2 separate regions of the Homo sapiens genome follow, and region 1 is linked to region 2. The links are chromatin contacts, found by Hi-C or POLR2A ChIA-PET in ENCODE. All regions are on one chromosome and are shown on one strand. Each heading gives the region's core, a stretch centred on a gene start or an enhancer-like site at or near the end of the contact. The rest is flanking DNA. Distances are from core to core; before and after follow the strand shown. Region 1 has its middle 130 kb from the start of SCARB1. Region 2 overlaps NCOR2 (nuclear receptor corepressor 2).

Region 1 (2,700 bases), core at 34-2,533, 320 kb after region 2:
ATTAATTAATGAAATAAATGGAGGAGACAATGAAACTATGTGTAAATGGCATCATTTCATGTCAGCAGAATCTCACAGTAGGTCCTCTTTCCTTGACTGGCTTCTTTCATTTAGCAAATTATTTTGAGACACGTCCATATTGGGGGTAGGTGTGCATGCATACATCCACCTGATAGTAAATGCCAAGAAAGAACACAGAAACTAAAGGCAGGTTGGGAGTGCTTTTAGCTAGAGAAGAGATTTGGATAGGCCTCTCGGAAGAGGTGATGTTTGGCAGACTTGAAGGCAGTGGAGATCTGTGCCACGTTTGGGTCTGGTGGAAGAGGGTCCCAGGCAGAGGGAACAGCCAGTGTGAAGGCCCTGAGGTAGAAGCATGCCTGGTGTACTCAGGAAGCAGAGCAGAGGCCGAGCGGGCTGGAGTGGACAGAGGTTGGGAGAAGAGATAGGAAAGGAAACCAGAACAGTCTCAGGGCCAGACCCCACGACCTCGTGGGGCTTTGTAATAACTAGGACTTCCACTCTGAATCCTCTGTCCCCGCCCCCAGTTCATTCCCAAAATGTCCTCTTTTCTTGCCCAGCTCTTCTCTCACTCAGCGTAGGTATTTTCAGAGTCATTTATTGTATTAGTCCATTTTCACGCTGCTGATAAAGACATACCTGAGACTGGGTAATTTATAAAGAAAAAGAGGTTTAATGGACTCACAGTTCCATGAGGCTGGGGAGGCCTCACAATCATGGCAGAAGGTGAAAGGCACATCTTACATGGTGGCAGACAAGAGAGAAAGAGAACCAAGCAAAAAGGGAAACCCCTTATAAACCATCAGATCTCATGAGACTTATTCACTACCAAAAGAATAGCATGGGGAAAACTGCCCCACAATTCAATTCTCTCCCACCGGGTCCCTCCCACAACCTGTGTAAATTATGGGAGCTACAATTCAAGATAAGATTTGGGTGAGGACACAGCCAGACCATATTATTTATGTTGTCATGCACATCAATAGTTCATTGTAAGGATATACCACCGTGTGCTGACCCACTCGCCTGCTCATGGGCTGTTGGTTTATTTCCAGTTTTTGGCTATGACAAGAAAGCAGCAATGAACATTTGTGTACAAGTCTCTGTGTAGACAGACGCTGTCATTTCTCTTGGGTGAATACCTGGAGTGGGATCACTGGGTCATACTGGAAGTGTATGATTAACTTAAGAAGCTGCCAAACTGTTTTCCAGTGTAGTTATGTGATTTCACATTCCCTCCAGCTGTGTGTGAGTTCCAGGCCCTCTGAATTCTCCCAGTGCTGGAGGGCATCAGTCTTTTTCATTTCAGTCATGCTAGCTGCTGCTGGAGTATTGCATTTTGATTTTGGACTGTGAGATCTCTAAGGTTCGGAATATTCATTCATGCTTTCAACAAATATTTGTTGAGGACCCATGAAGCACTGGGCACTGTGCCAGGAGCAAAAACAAGCATAGTCGCTGCTCCTCTGGTATGTCCAGGTTCAGGGGTGAGACTGACATTTAACAGCTGTGGGGTTACAGGGCCTTTCAGTGCATGAGAGGCCAGGAAACTGTGAGGCAGAAAAGCGTGACCTGTTCTTGTGGAGAGAGAATCAGGGCAGGCTCCCCTGAGTAAATGACTTTTTAAGAACTAGCTGGTTGGCTGGGCACGGTGGCTCACACCTGTAATCCCAGCACTGTGGGAGGCCAAGGAGGGTGGATCACCTGAGGTCAGGAGTTTGAGACGAGCCTGGCCAACATGGTGAAACCCCATCTCTACTAAAACTACAAAAAAATGAGGCAGGCATGGTGGCACATGCTTGTAATCCCAGCTACTCAGGAGGCTGAGGCAGGAGAATCGCTTGACCTGGGGAGGCTGGGGTTGCAGTGAACCAAGATCATGCCACTGTCCTACAGCCTGGGTGACAAAAAAAAAAAAATTTTGAGACAAGGTCTCACTCTATTGCCCAGGCTGGAATGCAGTGGCATGACCACAGCTCACTACAGCCTTGACCTCCCAAGCCCAAACAATCCTCCTACCTCAGTCTCCCAAGTAGCTGGGACTACAGGTGTGCACCACCGTGCCCAGCTAATATTTTTTGCATTTTTTGTAGAGACAAGGTTTCACCACGTTGCCCAACCTGGTCTCAAACTCCCGAGCTCAAGCGATTTGCCCACCTTGGCCTCTCAAAGTGCTGGGATTACAGGCATGAGCCGCCGCACCCAGCCTGAGCAATAAAGTTCTGTTGTTCATAAGCCACCAGTCTATGATATTGTATAACACAAGGGTCACCAACCCCTGGGCCGTAGACCAATACCAGTCCATGGCCTGTTAGGAGCTGGGTCGCACAGCAGGAGGTGAGCAGCGGGCGAGCGAGCATTACCGCCTCCTCTCAGATCAGTGGCGGCGTTAGATTCTCATAGACGCACAAACCCTATTGTGAACTGCGCATGCGAGGGATGTAGGTTGACTGCTCCTTATGAGAATCTAATGCCTGGTGGTCTGAAGTGGAAGTTTCATCCTGAAACCATCCTCCCCACCGACAGGCCGTGGAAAAATTGTCTTCCACAGAACTGGTCTGTGGTGCCAAAAAGGCTGGGGACTGCTGGTATAACAGCAGCCTGAACTAAGACACTCATGTAACAGAAGGCCTAGGGAAAGGCAGTTTCAGGATGATTTTGACCCCATAAAATCATCAAGAA
Region 2 (2,700 bases), core at 46-2,545:
AACATCCCTGACTGCAGGACGTGGGGAGCCCCCAACTGTCTCCCCACCTAGCACAAAGCTGGGCAGGAAACCAGAGACATCTGCTCACTTCAACCCTAAAACTGCACCCAATCCTGCCCAGCCCAGCTGGCCCTGACTGGAGAGGACCCAGCCACCTCCTCTGGCAGGCCTGGGAAAGTCGGCACCACCGGAAGGCTGTGGGCCCATCCTGGCCCAGCCCCAAGCAGGCAGCAGGTTTGAAACAAGATACAAGCCCTCGGCCTGGGAGCTGAAACACAGCCTGGGGTGATCTGGCCCGCCCTGCCACCGGTCCCCACCATCAAGTGACTTCAGCACCTAGGGCAGGCAGCTAGCCCTGAATACCAACACCCACCGCACAGCGGCTGCCCCTCCCCAGGGACCAAGCCTGGCTGCTCCTGCCCTGGAACAGCCTTCCCGGTCATACTGTTCCCTGTGCAAACTGTCCGAGTGCCACAGCAAGGGGAACAAGGTCACCAGTCCCTCCGCAAAGAGCTGGGAGAGGACAGACGGAGGAGGCAGGGGACAGGGGGCTGTAGTGGGAGGGAGGAGAGAGAAAGGGAGAAAGGTGGGGGAGGAGCAGAGACCTGGAGGAGGAAGGGTGAGAGGAGAGACCCAGGGACAGGGTGAGGAGGGGAGGGGGCGGGGGAGGAGGAAGAGGAGAGATGGGGGAGAGAGAGAAGGGGAGAGAGAGAGAGAGAGCTAGAGACAGAGTTAAAAGACTTAGATGGGGGAAAGAGAGAGAGACGGGAAAGCACATGCAGAGAAACAGACGAGACGTGGACACAGAGATAAAGACACAGAGAAATAGAAAGAGGGAGGAAGACATGGGAAGAGAAACAGACGTAGCCACCCGTGTGCGCGCATACACACACAGAGAGAGAGAGAGAGAGAGAAACCTAGAAAAATGCAGGAGATTCAGAGCCAGGGGCTTGGGCAGAGCAGACCCAGAGGGACAGAGATGGGGAACAGTGGAGAGTGGACGGCAGCAGTCGGGGGCGGAGCCTCGGCCTCCCTGGGCTTCCTTCTTGGACCCAGGCCGGATGACTGGAGCCCAGGACGGGCTGTTCCCGTCTCAGTGTCCCATCTCTGCAGAAAGAGAGGCCCCCTTGGCCACATGAACCCCCATCGCTGCGGGAAGGCCATATTGGCTACCAGGGGCCGGGCCCTGCCACCTGGCCTAGCCAGCCTCACATCCTCGCTCCCCAACGGTCTGCAGTCAGGCCCCAGCATTCCTGGGCTCTGGTTTTGCAATTCACTAGGATAACGCGGCCCTTCCATCAATGAATCATGGACTATAAACCACTGTGCCAGCGCTTGAGCTGTTCCCCGCACCGCCCCACAGTCCGTGATTCACCTCAGGGTGGTGGTGATGGGGCTCGGAGCCCAAGAGAGGATGCTCGGGCCTCAACCCAGCCTCCAGGCTCAAAAGCCGCTCACGGCCGATCTCAGGGGCCAGGTTCCGGGAGGTGGGGGCTCGGCCCTCCCTTGCCAAAGCTCAGGCCTGTGGGGTCTCATGGGGGTGGGTGTGGAGGGGCTAGCATTCCAAAAGCCTATGCCCGGGCCTGCATCCCCGTGTCAGAACACAGAGAAGCTTCCAGAAAGAGGATGGCACCCTCCATTAAACAAGAAGGCAATCCCACCACTCTAAACAGCCATGCACATCCCTCGCCTCCAGCCGGCCACAAGGCTAAGCACCAGTGCCATGGATGCCAAGGTGGGCCAGAGTGAAGGCGGCCGCACACAGCGCGGGTCTGAGTCCAGAGACGTCCCATGGCCAGCACTTTTAATCAAGGACTTTCATATTCCACTTTATAACCATCCAAGTTTCAGAAACGTAACCATCGAAATGACACACAAACTGCTTTGGTACAGGGCACATGGTGTCGGGGTGACAGGGCGGAGAAGGGCCTGGTGCAAGCACTTCAGACAGGGCAGGTGTCCTTGAGATGACACGGTGGCACTGGCGTCTTGCTGCTGGGCTGTGGTTAAGCATTCGGGTGGCCACAGCATCTATGAAGCGTGGCTTTGCAAACATGCAGATGCACAGGCTGCCTCCTGGGCTGGACTGGCCAGACCTCCCTTCTAGAAGGGGCTGGCTGCCATCGGCTGTCAGGCGCGCTGACAATAACTCAGCTCAGAGCTGCCTCATCCAAGTTGGGCCCTGGCCAGGGAGGCCGTTGCCCACCCCAAACACCTGGGAAGGGCCGTTCCAGCTTGAGTGTACTCCCATGGGTGGTCTGGGCTGTGGGGTAGCCCACCTCGGGCTTAACAACCCCTTCAGCCACCCTGCTCCCTGCTCAGGGGCTGACCCCCAGCACCGAGGTTCTCAGCAGCGTCCTAGACCAACGCCTGGGAGCTCCTTGGAAATGCAGAGTCTTGGATCTCGGCCTTATTGTGGGGTGAGGGGTGCGGCCCAGTGACTGGGTTTCCCCAGCCCTTCCGGTGATTCCGACATGCACTCACATCTGAGGACTCAGACTGGGACACGTCCCCTCACAAAGCAGACCTTGGCCTCAGACAGGGGGAACTCCAGGAGGGCACAGCCCCAGGATGCTGGCTACAGCCATCCCAGCGTGGTCAGTGGTGTCTGAGGAAGTCGGAAGCCTCGCTGCCGGGGAAAGTGCACGGTCCAGTGTCCCTGGAGTCACTTCTCACCCCCAGCCCACAGGCTTCCCCTCC

Evidence for each region. A loop is a pair of places that touch in the nucleus more often than their neighbours do. ChIA-PET counts read pairs that join two places held with the same protein, here RNA polymerase II (POLR2A). Pooled maps may share reads with other maps.
Region 1: a map of astrocyte of the cerebellum shows a loop between it and region 2 (7-fold over the local background). The contact joins two enhancer-like sites. A Hi-C loop is called at or near these places in 2 of 168 maps with a recorded cell type or tissue (astrocyte of the cerebellum and endothelial cell of hepatic sinusoid) and 4 of 50 pooled maps. POLR2A ChIA-PET finds 5 or more read pairs at or near these places in 1 of 52 experiments (Panc1).

What each region holds. Positions count from the first base shown.
Region 1 is chr12:124,729,293-124,731,992 of GRCh38, forward strand. No RefSeq gene overlaps it. Among named protein-coding and RNA genes, the nearest start is that of SCARB1, 130 kb to the right of the region's middle. RefSeq lists enhancers at 1,826-2,430, 2,431-2,700. Within about 2 kb of position 1,284, at least 12 of the 41 ENCODE cell types and tissues checked have a DNase peak (open chromatin) inside an H3K27ac peak, as active enhancers do.
Region 2 is chr12:124,410,381-124,413,080 of GRCh38, forward strand. All of the region lies in intron 15 of NCOR2 (nuclear receptor corepressor 2), which reads right to left. Among named protein-coding and RNA genes, the nearest start is that of MIR6880, 74 kb to the left of the region's middle. RefSeq lists enhancers at 1,815-2,442, 2,443-2,700. Within about 2 kb of position 1,296, at least 15 of the 41 ENCODE cell types and tissues checked have a DNase peak (open chromatin) inside an H3K27ac peak, as active enhancers do.